3 separate regions of the Homo sapiens genome follow, and all the other regions are linked to region 1. A link is an interaction called in ENCODE POLR2A ChIA-PET data of the cell type or tissue named here. Cell type or tissue: PC-9. All regions are shown on one strand.

Region 1 (4,000 bases):
GCGGCATGGGGTTGTTATAAGGATTAACTGAAGAAATGCAGGTAAAGTGGTAGGCACAGTGCCAGGCATACACCAATCCCTGTGGGCCAGTCCCACAGAACAGGGCCCCACCTTCCTTTGCTCTGGGTCCTGATGGTGTCCCAGCAGTGGCTTTGGAGTTGGAGGTGGGCTTGCCATCCACCACATGCAGCAAACACAAACAAAGTGATGTTGAATTGGGGCTGAAGTTACTATTCTAGAGTTTATGTGGCTGGGTAATGGGGAGGATCCTCTCTGGGCTACAGAATAGAATGTGCTTAATCACTGGCTTATTTGTTAACCAAGTCAGGGAAAGTTTGGCTAAGGACCCTAACTTACATTTGGGGTTGTAGTCTTTACTCACCCTATTGCCCGCCTCATCTGAATCCTTTAGATTTGTAAAATGCCAGAAATCGAAGCCAACCCAAACAGAACAGTAGGGTTTATTGGCCCAAAACTGGCAGGGGGACCCGGGACCAGCCTCTCCAACAGGTGACGTCTATTATCACGCGTCCTGAAGGCGCTTCCAGCTTCCTGGTACTCAGTCCTCCCACTGCTGGCTGCAGAGATTTTTTTTTTTTTTAAATAAGGTTAAAAAGTAACCCTTCTCACCATGAATAAGCAAAAACACTGAGGCAGAGGTATTGCACGCTCAAAGTGAGTAACTTGAATTTCAGCTGCCAGATTTCTGAGCTTACTGCCAGGGCAGAAAGAAACAGCAGATCTGAGCTGTGGGGATTCTTGGGCTTTGTATTTGCCATTACGGTCAGAGACAGGCCAGTCTTTGCTTGTGGATTTTTATTTGTACACTTCTGAGCTCTCAGTTGTTTAATCCAAAGTAGCTGGAACTATGGGGTAGTAGATGGGTGACACGACAAGACATGAATTCTGTGTGTGGGATTAGGATTTGGTCTTGATATAAGCTCAATTACAATGGTTCATGGGGAAATTAAAAAAAAAAAAACATAAGCCCTATTGTTCTGGGCCCAAAATTTCCCGGCTGTGAACAGTTGTTAACATTTGCTAAGCTCTTACTGTGCACTATGCAGGTGCCATGCTGCGTGTATGACAGTTATTGCTTCACATAGTCCTCATAGCAACCCTTCAAGGTGGATGTTAGTCCTATCTGCACTCTATAGATTCAAACCGAGATTCAGAGAGGTTGGTGACTGGCCCAAAGTCAAATAATTAGAAAGTGGCGGAGCTGGGACTTGAACCCAGGTCTGACTGATGCCAAAGCCTGTGCATTTAATAGAATAGAGGAAAAATCTCAACAAACCCTCTCCTTTCCCACTACCTCAGTTAGCTCAGTGGGAATAGATTGCTCCCATCTTCCTTATAACATAGTTGGCAGCCTCTCAACTCCAGCATCTTAGGAAAGGGGCATGGGTTTGCCTCCAGAGTTCAAGTGTTGGGGAGGGAGGCTGAGGCTGGTGACACAGCACAGCACCACAGGGCTGGTTATTGCCTGGTCTTGGCAAAAATAAGGTCCAGACAAGATCTGTACTGTGGGAAATGAGGTGTGGGGAGGCATGTCTCTTTCCTGTCAAAGGAAAGGTAGCTAGCTGCCCAATATAGATATCCTTGTTTGTAAAAAGCACCAACCACAAGGGTCTTCAGGGGATTTTTGCCCTGTGACTCACAATATGAATGTATGATGCAAGGCGAGTTTGTTTTAGGTGGGAGGATTTGGGTTGGGCTGTCTCCAGAGCTGAGGTCAAGGTTGGGTGTAGCCCAGCCTATGTGCTTTTCAGATTGGCCAGCTTTTCTCTTACCTTCCTACTCCCAGGATCATAGCCAGCACCAAACCCAGACCTTTACAGGCTCTGGGGTGGAGTCAGAGCTAGAACTCCCATTTCTGGTGCACCATCCTCTCCTCTGCCAGGCCTTAGGGCTCCTGTTTGCTCCTGGTGAATCAGCACATTGAGAACTCTGGGTGAGGGGTCTGCGGCCTCAGTGACCTCCGTCGGCATTTAATTCTTTTTGTGTGTTGAGGTTTCTCTTCCAGGAAGAGATATTTGGGCCAGTGTGGCTATTTGTTGGAGTTTTGCCACCATCTGTACCCTAGAACTGTGTGGAGCTTACAGGTGAGCAAGTGAGAGCCCAGCCCAGAATGCTCTGTGCCTGACATGAGAGTGCCTGAAAGGTTAGGCCAGACCAGCAACTTTCTCATTCAGCAACTGTTTATTGAACCTTTTGCCCAGAACCAGAGGCAACTGTGACAAATGCTACTGCCCATGCTGGCAAAAATGCGCACAGTCTGGTAGGGGCTATAGACATATAACGAGTCAAACATTCCACAAAGTAGTAATGTTTCCACAGATGACCCTGGGTGGTCCAGGAGCAGAGCTGATGGTGTCTAACCCAGGGGTGTTCAGGGAGGACTCTTGTAGCAGGCACATACTATTCCCCAAACTGTCACCTCTCTAATCTGGATCCCCTCCCACCACACCAGCCCCTTGGCTCATTCTTCTATTCCCAATTGTATTATTGCCCTCTGCAGAGAGTCACAAGGGATGGGACATGAGGCTGGAGAGGAAAGCAGGGCCAGGTCACACATGTCTCAGTGGAGACACTGGACATTTTCATGGGAGCAGTAGGGTGTGAGACTTCAGTTCCATCTCTCTCCTGTAACCTAAGCATTTATGAGAGAGAAACCCTTTTTATCCCATGGTGTCAGCCCACAAAAGAAGAACTTCTAAGAAAAACTTCTAAGAGCTCTGGAGGCAGAACAAGTTCAGGGGCTCTATGCCAGGGTTAACAGGTAACCCTGGCACTCCACGCTGGCCACCAAGCCAGCTTTTGACCTTGGTCATGATTCTGTTCTGGAAACTGGACCCAGGGAAGCTCCTGTGCCTCCTGCAGCTCTGTGCTTTATTCCCTGTCACAGGTATTGGCATGCACTAGATGATGTCATTGTGGACTCATGTTGTCACCAGCAACGGTGAGGAGAAGAGCTCAATCCTTGAAAGCCAGTGCCATATCCTGTGTATTTTTTTCTAAATGGGACTATCTTATTGTAAGTTATTATTACTAAAGTTTTATGTACATGTATATTCCTTATAAAAAAGAAACATTCCAGAATTTTATACAATAGAAAGTGGAATTTCCTGCCTCCCCTTACAGTCCTGTCCCTCCCAACCATTATCCTTCCAAACTTTAAAAGAAATGCATATATATGTAGGTCCAGACATTTCCTGTTGCAGTATCTTTCACCCAAGCAAAAACAAGCCCTCAGGACCCTCAAAGTGTCCCCCAGTTCTTTCCAGAAGTCCCCCAAAGGGTGCCTTACATGTGTCCATAAGCCTGTCTGGTGCTTGTAGTCCATATGGCAACCTCTCTGTTTCTCTTCTCCCACGTTTGCTCCCACCCTTGTGTGTCTGCTGCTCACAGAAGCTTGGAGAAGTTCATGGGAGCCAGACACCAAAGTCCACGTCGTAGGTGCTGTCTCCAGGTGCCTCCTGAGTCTCCAGTCCTTGGTTGGCATAGATGGGATGATGGTGTCCAGGCAGAGGTGGGAGAGGACAGTCTGCTCAATGTGTGCCAGTGTCCTTTGTCATCTGGGTCCCCAGTCTGCTCTGCTCAGATCCTGCATCTCATGAGTTCTCGACTGAGTAGTCCCCATCAGCTTCTGCTGCTAATGCCTCTTGTAGGTGGCCTCAAAATCAGCCTGGGGATCGAGTGGATGGGAAGAGGCTATTCTCTCTCTCACTGTTCTTTTCCCCTTTCTTTGCCTCTGCCCACTCTTTCAAATAAAACTCTCTTCTCTCCTGTCCTTCATCTTCAAAGAGTTTAATTTGTAGAAGCCTTTTATGTATTATGATTATTAACCTTCTATTTATCTATACTGAAGACACTTGTATCAGTTTGTCTTTGACATTGTTAGTGGAAACTTTTGTTCTTAAACATTTTCAAAATTTTAGTTAGGCAAATAGGCCTAAATTTCCCTTTATAACCTCTGTGTTTTGTATTCTGTTTGGAA
Region 2 (4,000 bases), 140 kb after region 1:
ACTTTTTAGTACAAATATGTCCCAAATAGGGACCGAATAGAACACAATTATTTGAAAAAATTATTTGTTGTTTATCTGAAGTTCGAATTTAACTAGACACCCTGCATCTATCTTGTCTGCAGGCCCTAAGCCCTGCAGAGTGCACATTCTGCAGCTCCTAGGTAGCTCAAGGATAGTGGTTCTTGAAGTACAACCCTCGTGATGGCCTCTCGAGGATCAGGTGGCAGGGGAGAGGCCTGGACCTTGGCCAGGGACCTGTGGCCACCCAGCACCTTAACTGGCTCCTAGAGTCCTGGACTCCCATAGCATTGGACAGACACTGAGTACCGTGGGCAAATTCGTGAGATTCCCGGGGCACCACAGTCTCCCATGACATCTAACGACGTGGCTCTCTGGGCTGGAGGGCAGAACAGGCCTGAGCTCTGCCACCTCCTACACTGTCCAGACTACACATGGCAGCCTGGTCCCCACACGAGGCACAGGTTACAGCTGACCATGAGTCGGTGTGGACACTTTCGATCTCAGGGACCCATAAAACATAGTGAAACCAGAGCACTGAAGAGGGTGTGTTAAGAATAGCCACTAAAAGCAGCTAGTATTTACTGAGAGTTTACTATGTGTCAGGCGCCCTTCCAAGTGTTCACATATATTATTTCTTTTAACTTCAACTGCCATGCTGGTAGGCACTTTTACTATTTCCATTTTACAAATGAGGAAACGAGAGGCACAGAGTGGTTAATTAACTTGCCTGAAGTCACATAGCTAAGTGTGTGGCCTTGTGAGATTTGAACCCAGAGCTTAACCATCACCTGTTAACTCTCCAGTGAGTAGGGAAGAGGGAGAAGGCAGGACAAAGAAGGGTGGGTTTATAAATTATTTCACTGAGGAGGCAACATCTGAGCTGGGCCTTGAAGCATGTCCAGGAGTTTACTGGGCTGGGGGTGAGCCAGAGAACTGTGCCCCTGTCATCTTCTAATTCCCTAGATGGAGAGAGGGAATGGTGAGGTTCCTTCTGAGCTGTGCTAAGACCCCAGGCAGAAAGGACCAGGAGGGGTATCCAGTCCTGATGGTAAAGGACACAAATCCATGTTCAATGAGCATGAGTGACAACACAGAGGCGAGCTCCCATGTTGGACAGCGCCCAGAGAGAACGTTGCCATCGTGATGGACAGTTCTGGGAACAGTGCTGATAAGGAGCCCCGGAACTGGATGGAGGTGGAGATACAGATCAGGAGCTAGAAGACAGGTGAGCCCACAAGGCAAAGCATCCTGGGAAGTGGGCAGGGAGGGCCGGGTTGGCTGGAACGTGCCTCTGCGAAGCGCAGATGGCTCAGCGTTTGCTAATCAGCAGAGCATCAGCTCATCAGAGCCAGCAACATGAAATAAAGGCACAACCTGGTGACCCCGGCCTCCATTCTCCAACATGAAAGGCCTTGGCACTGATGCCAGAAGCACAGTACTAGAGATCTAAATGTCACATTAGTAAGGAACTGGAAAGAAATTTCCCCGAAATTCCTGTCCTTATCTTCATCTCCCTTTTATTACCAACTGGAAGTCATCAAGGCATTGTCAGGACTTGAGTTTTACGAGCTGAAGAGAAAGCAAAGGGGAAAATGAGCAATCGGTGCCGACAGCACCCCCTCTGTGGGGGTGGGAGAGGAAGCTAAACAGGGCCTGGCCGGAGCCGCACCACCCAGGGCCTGGGCACTGCAGGCGCCAAGCTCACCCTGCCTCCAGGCTGACCCTAGGTTCCCCTTGTCTAGTTTCGGTGAAAACCTCAGGGTCTGAGAAGCCAGAAAAGCAGGTATGAGCTCCTTCATTGTGCAGGGAACCAGTGTGAGAACCTGCTTCCAGGAGCTGGTGCTGACCAGGTGGGGTGGGGTCCCTCACTCCTCTGGACTCAGACAGCACCCTGTGCAGACCTTGATCTCAGGGTTAACACAGGCTCTGAAGTTCTGTTTATGTCTCGTTCTCTCCTGGAGTCTGGAGGAGGATCAGACCCAGCCAGGAGGGAGTCGGGAGGGTGTCTGGGATATCAGCTGCTGCAGATCTAGCATTCTCGCTGTGTTCATCACACTGAAGAAGCTGGGCGGGGAGCCCAGAAGGCCCAGAGGACAGCTGCAGCTCTCACACCTGAGCCTGCGGAATCACCTGGAGGGCTTGTGAAGCACAGATTGCTAGGCCTTATCCCAGGGCTTTGGACCCAGTTCACCTGGAGTGGGCCCTGATAATTTGCATTCCTAACAAGCTCCCAGGCATCGCTGATGCTGCTGGTCTCTGGGCTTTGAGAGCCACAGGACTGAAGTAAGAAACACTGGATTAGGATTGAGAGGACCTGGATTCCATCTGGCTCTGACAATTTCTAGCCCTGTAACTGTGCACAAATCACCCCATCACCAGACGCGCAAGCCTCCTTCTCTGACCCATCTCAGGATTGTTGTGAGGAGTAAGGGAGCTAAGGGATGTGCAAGTCGTGAGTTAGTGGTAAGAATGCTCTGCATAAATAGAGGAGATTATTTAAAGGGGTTAGATAAATTGGGGGCGTATACACAGGTCAGAAATGTGCCAGGGGATAGAAGAAGGAGTTTGCCTGGTGCTGAGAAGGAAGTGGTCCAGGAAAGCAGAAGTGGGCTCTTCTGCAGCATCTCAGGTTCTGTAGCCTCGGGACGCCACCCCAGCACTTGCCAGCACTGTGCTGGCAGCTTCCAAGCCCGGAACTCCCCTCTCACTTACTGTGTGGCTGACAGACAACTCTGCTCAAATACCACCTCCTCAGGAAGGCCTTCCTGAGCATCCCCCTTAAACCTGCCCCTCCGTCCCTCTCTAACCCTCGACTCTACCGGATTTTCCTTGCAGCACCCATCACAGCCAGAAGTCACACAGCGGAGTCTCTGCTTACCTGAGCATCGCCTGTGGCCCCACTGGAATGGAAGCTCCCTGGCCTGGGGTTTTGCCTGTCTGGTTCACACTGTGTTCTAGTACCTACAACTGTCCCTAAATATTTGAGTAATAAATGAATAGATTTCTGTTTCCTCATCTATAAAGAGAAGGTTGTGCCCCATGATCTCTAAGGTTCCTTCCAGTTATAAAAACCTGAGATGTTTTAAGGTCACCAGGATGTGTACAGCTTCGAATCCTATGTTGAAAATGATCACGATCTCAAGTGATCCCCCGGTTTTTTTCTAAATACAAGGCATTAAGTGATGGATTCTGAATGTGAACACAAGGAAGAAAGAAGAAAAAAGCCAATATATTTCTTGCCTTTCTCAGGCTGGGTGCTTCCCTCCCCTCCAGGGACCACTGGCCAGTGACATCCCCCTACCTGCTCTGGACGGACTTGAGAGTTGATCAGAAGGTAGACCACTGAGTCAGACAGGCCGATGTTTTTAATGAGAAATAGTGTCAGTGTTTCTTCATCTTTCAAGATATCCCTTATTCGTATTCCTCTTCCTACATATGAATAAGAGAAAGAACAGGGTGTTGAAGGGGAAATGGGTCAAAAAAAGGAAAACAGCCAGAGTCGATTGGAAACACTTGTAACTCAACTCTCAGAGGAAGGTTCTGTTCTTGGGGTCTCTGGGAGCCCCTAGAGGTGAGGCTCTTGCCAGTGGGCTGCCCCCAACACATTGACTGCTGAAGCAGCTGGGCCCAATTTAGTAAGAAGGTGGAAAAAGTTAGCCAGGGCTGGATGGGGGTGTCAGATGCTTTGTGGGGTTGGTCTAGGACAGTGCTTCTCATTGAGGTGGGGCTGGGGAACTGAAACAGGGGAATTTCATCCTCCTGGAAATATTTGGCAAGATCTAAAGACATTTCTGGGTGTCACAACTGGGGAGGTGCTGGTGGGTAGAGGCCAGAGATGCTGCTAAACATCCTGCAAGGCCCAAGACACTCCTCCCTCCCCCACACAAAGGATTATCTAGCCCCAAGTGTCAGTGATGCTGAGGCTGAGAAACTCTGGTCTAGGATTGGAGGAGACACGTGCTCTTCCCACACCGCAGCT
Region 3 (4,000 bases), 340 kb after region 1:
ACGTTCCACTGTGGGAGCCTGGAGCTCTTAGAATAAACTTTGGGAAAGGCTGGGTCCACCCTCTGGGGATAAGGGAGCCAGAGGGAGGAAGGGGAGGGGGTAAAGGAAAAGGGAAGGGGGCGGCTGTCTTCCTGTGTTTGGATGACCTTTCCTTATGTTTATCTGGAGGGACTGGGCAGCCACGCTGTGTTTGGTGTCAGCCTGCCATGTTGTCACATGTGATCTCTTTCTTAGCTTTATGTGTAGAGAGGACCTTTGCCTCTACTGGGAGAACTAGATTTAACTCTGTGAATTATGAAAGAAAAAAAGTGTACCAGTCTGTTAGGCATTGGGGCCCAGAGATAGAAGTCTTATGAAACATGCACATATGCCAGTGTGCAGCAGATTCCCTAAGGGAAAGGCTTAGGCATCTCTTGGAGCTGTCTGAAGGCGGGCCCACCTGTACTTCTTCCTTCTTGCTGAGAGCTGGGCTGGAGGCTGTCTTGCTTCTCCTGAAGCCTCATCATTTAGTACAATGCCCTTCACTTGTGGATATTCCTTAACTATTTCTTGAATGCATGAGTGAATGGATGAATACATGAGCAGAGTCACAGAGAGGTGACTGGGCAACAGGCAGTGAGGTTCCTACAATACTTAATTGATTTGCCAGTCCCTGCTCTAAGAGCCCTAAGTAGCTCCACTTTAAAGAAACCAGTTTCAAGCCTCTCCGTCTCACATTCCTGGTGGGTGAATCACTTGTTTCTTATGGTTGGGTGAGAATAACACCTCTGGTTTCCACCTTTCTTTTTCATTTTAGTGCTGACCTCATCTGACCTGACCTTAGCTTGAATGTTATTTTCCCAGAGAAGCTATCCCTTAATCATCCTACTCTCCTCCGCCTGAATTAGATCCCCCCATATACCTCTTACTAATCTCTATTATCTTCATAGAATGTAATACAATTTTTAATTATATTCATGTGGGTGATAATCCATCCTATGTCTGATTTCTCCACTAGATTACAAACTTCTTGAAGATAGGGGACCATATTTATTTTCTCATCACTGTGTTCTTAGCACCTGGCATAATACCTGGCATATAGGTACTATGGCATATAGGCTTAATACCTGGCATATAGGTCCTCTATACACATAAGCACTCAGCAAGCCTGTGTTCAATTAATGAATGAGCAGATTAATGAATAAATTATATTTGGAAGGAGAATTCATACCAGGTTACTGAGCAGGGTTGGGGATAAAGATCAGAGTCCAAAAGCCCTATCCCAATCAGACCTTGGACACACTAACGAGTTTGAGATTCTGAAGAGGATGAAGTGCTTAGCAGACATAAGTGACATTGGGCATTTTACCTTTGGAAGCTAACTAGTAGTCTGGACTCCTGGGAGTACCAGAAACTTTCTCGTTTAACTCTACCCAAAGTAGCAACTTCTTCCACCTTCTCAGTAATAGCAGTATTCTTGGTTACCAGGTATCTGAACCACAGAAAGACTCTCGATGTTTTCCTCTTTTTCACATCACACAGCTTCACAATACCTCTTGTTAGTTTTTTCCTTTTCATTCCCATGAGGGCCTTTTGATCTAGTGAATTAGTCAGTTTCTTTCTCTTGCAAGTTCCAGACATGCAATTCCAATTAGCTTAAAAGCAAAAACGGGGAATCACGTTGTAGGGAAGTTGATAGGGACAACTGGCTTCAGACGTGTCTAGATCCAGCGGCTCAGATATTGCTCAGGACTCCACCTTTCTTGCCATCTCCCTGCTAAGTTTTTAAAATGAACACCTACAACTCCTGACTCACAATCTCCTCATAGCACCAGGAAGGACTCTGATTGCACCCATGTGACCGTTCCTGAATCTGTCACTGCAATGGGGAGGGAAGGAAGGCTCTGATTTCTTGACCTGGGCAATATGTTCAGCTTTCTGCCCCTTGTATGGTGGCCAGGGGGGATGAGGGTACAGTCATAGACAGAGCTCCTCAAGGAAAAGAGGAGTTGTGTTACCCAGATAAGCTGTGGAAGAGGTGCTGGATAATCAAAAACAATAGAATGCCTTTCTGCAACAGCCATCCTGATCCAGGTGCAGTGCTAGGCCCTTAACCTACATGCATCAGGATATACAAGGGAAATGAGGCTGCACTGTGGAATCAGATTGCTTTGGCCCAAATCCTAGCTCTTTCTCTTACTCTCTCTCTCTAATTTTGGATAAGTTAACCCCTCTAAGTCCAGTTTTCTCATGATAAAACAGTGATGTAAAATATTCAGTAGAATATTACTCAGCCTTAAAGAGGAAGGAAATTCAGCCTCTCAGCTCCTCCCATCAACAGATGGCCCAGTCTTTAGTGAGGCACCAGCTATGTCCCTGAAACACCATGATGAAAGTGAAGGCCAGAGTAAATGGATTTGGCCATACTGGGCACCTGGTCACCACGGCTGCTTTTAACTCTGGCAAAGTGGATATCATCACCATCAATGACCTCAACTACATGGTCTACCATGGAATCACATGGTTCCAGTATGATTCCACCCACAGCAAGTTCCACTGCACCATCAAGGCTGAAAATGGAAATCCCATCACCATCTTCCAGGAGGGAGATCCCACCAAAATCACACAGGGTGACGCTGGTGCTGATTATGTTATGGAGTCCACTGGCATCTTCACTACCATGGAGAAGGCTGGGGCTCACTTAGAGGGTGGAGCCAAAAGGGTCATTACCTCTGCCCCCTCTGCTGATGCCCCCACGTTCGTGATGGGCATGAGCCATAAGAAGTATAAAAACCTCAAGATCATCAGCAATGCCTCCTGCACCACCAGCTGCCTAACCTCCTGGCCAAGGTCATCCATAATAACTCTGGCATCATGAAGCGACTCAGCATCACAGTCCATGCCATCACTGCTACCCAGAAGACTCTCATGGCCCCTCTGGGAAACTGTGGTGTGATGGCCATGGGGCTCTCCATTACATCATCCCTGCATGTGTCTACTGGTGCTGCCAAGGCTGTGGGCAAGGTCATCCCCAAGCCGAACAGGAAGCTCAGTGGTGTGGCCTTCCATGTACCCACTGCCAATGTGTCAGTCATGGACCTGACCTGCTCTCTGGAGAAACCAGCCAAATATGATGACATCAAGGAGGTGGTGAAGCGGCATCGGAGGGGGCCATCGGGGGCATCGTGGGCCACACTGAGCACCAGGCTGTCTCCTCCAACTTTAACAGTGACACCCACTCTTCCACCTTCAACACTGGGGCTGGCATTGCCCTCAACGGCCTCTTTGTCAGGCTCGTTTCCGGGTATGACAATGAATTTGGCTACAGCAACAAAGTGATAACCTTTATGATCCACATGGCTTCCAAGAAGTAAGAGCCCCCAGACCACCAGCCCCAACAACAGCATGAGAGGAAGAGAGAAGCCTTTAGTTGCTGGGAAGTCCCTGCCACACAGTCCTCCACCACACTGAGAATCAACCTTCCTCATTGTTTCTACATCAGACACCCTGAAAAGGGAAGGACCTAGGGAGCCTGACCTTGTCAGATAACATTAATAAATTCCCGTGTACCCAGCCAAAAAAAAAGGAAGGAAATTCTGACATATGATATAACATGGATGAGCCTTGAGGACATTATGCTAAGTGAAATATGCTAGTCACAAAAGGACAAATACTGCATAATGCAACTTATGTGAAATGCCCAGAGAAGTGAACTTCATAGAGACAGAAAGTGAAATGGTGGTGCTAGGGGCTGGGGAGTGGGGTGAATGGGCAGTTAGTGTTTAATGGGTACCGAGTTCCAGATTTGCAAGATGAAAGTGTTCTGGAGATGGACGGTGGTGATGGTTGCACAACAGTGTGAATATACTTAAAACCCCCTGAACTATACACTTAAAAATGGTTAAAATGGTAAATTTTATGTTATGTATATTTTACCACAATTTTTAAGGAAGTGACATAAGGGTTAAATGAGACCACAGATGTAAAGTATTTAGTGCAGTGTGAGTGAATACATAGTAAG

The links. ChIA-PET counts read pairs that join two places held together with the same protein. Peaks named below come from ENCODE experiments on the same cell type or tissue, not always from the same donor. Only the 100,000 strongest peaks of a DNase experiment are listed, where the experiment ranks them.
Region 2: POLR2A ChIA-PET joins it to region 1 with 7 read pairs; 2 of 35 experiments call an interaction of 5 or more read pairs at or near these places.
Region 3: POLR2A ChIA-PET joins it to region 1 with 10 read pairs; 1 of 35 experiments calls an interaction of 5 or more read pairs at or near these places.

What each region holds. Positions count from the first base shown.
Region 1 is chr1:93,963,200-93,967,199 of GRCh38, forward strand. No RefSeq gene overlaps it. Among named protein-coding and RNA genes, the nearest start is that of GCLM, 56 kb to the left of the region's middle. In PC-9, a CTCF peak has its summit at 1,189; DNase peaks (open chromatin) are centred at 622, 1,812 and 2,942; H3K4me3 peaks cover 2,658 bases; H3K27ac peaks cover 4,000 bases.
Region 2 is chr1:94,099,693-94,103,692 of GRCh38, forward strand. ABCA4 (ATP binding cassette subfamily A member 4) reads right to left here. Exons shown (of 50, transcript NM_000350.3): 5 at 3,323-3,450. Among named protein-coding and RNA genes, the nearest start is that of ABCA4, 19 kb to the right of the region's middle. RefSeq lists an enhancer at 1,699-2,199. In PC-9, no CTCF peak of the experiment used is centred here; DNase peaks (open chromatin) are centred at 1,569 and 2,059; H3K27ac peaks cover 3,734 bases.
Region 3 is chr1:94,299,673-94,303,672 of GRCh38, forward strand. The region is part of intron 2 of ARHGAP29-AS1 (ARHGAP29 antisense RNA 1); the gene reads left to right. It also overlaps a transcript of ARHGAP29 not described here and the pseudogene GAPDHP29. Among named protein-coding and RNA genes, the nearest start is that of ARHGAP29-AS1, 54 kb to the left of the region's middle. In PC-9, no CTCF peak of the experiment used is centred here; DNase peaks (open chromatin) are centred at 709 and 1,719; H3K4me3 peaks cover 409 bases; H3K27ac peaks cover 2,736 bases.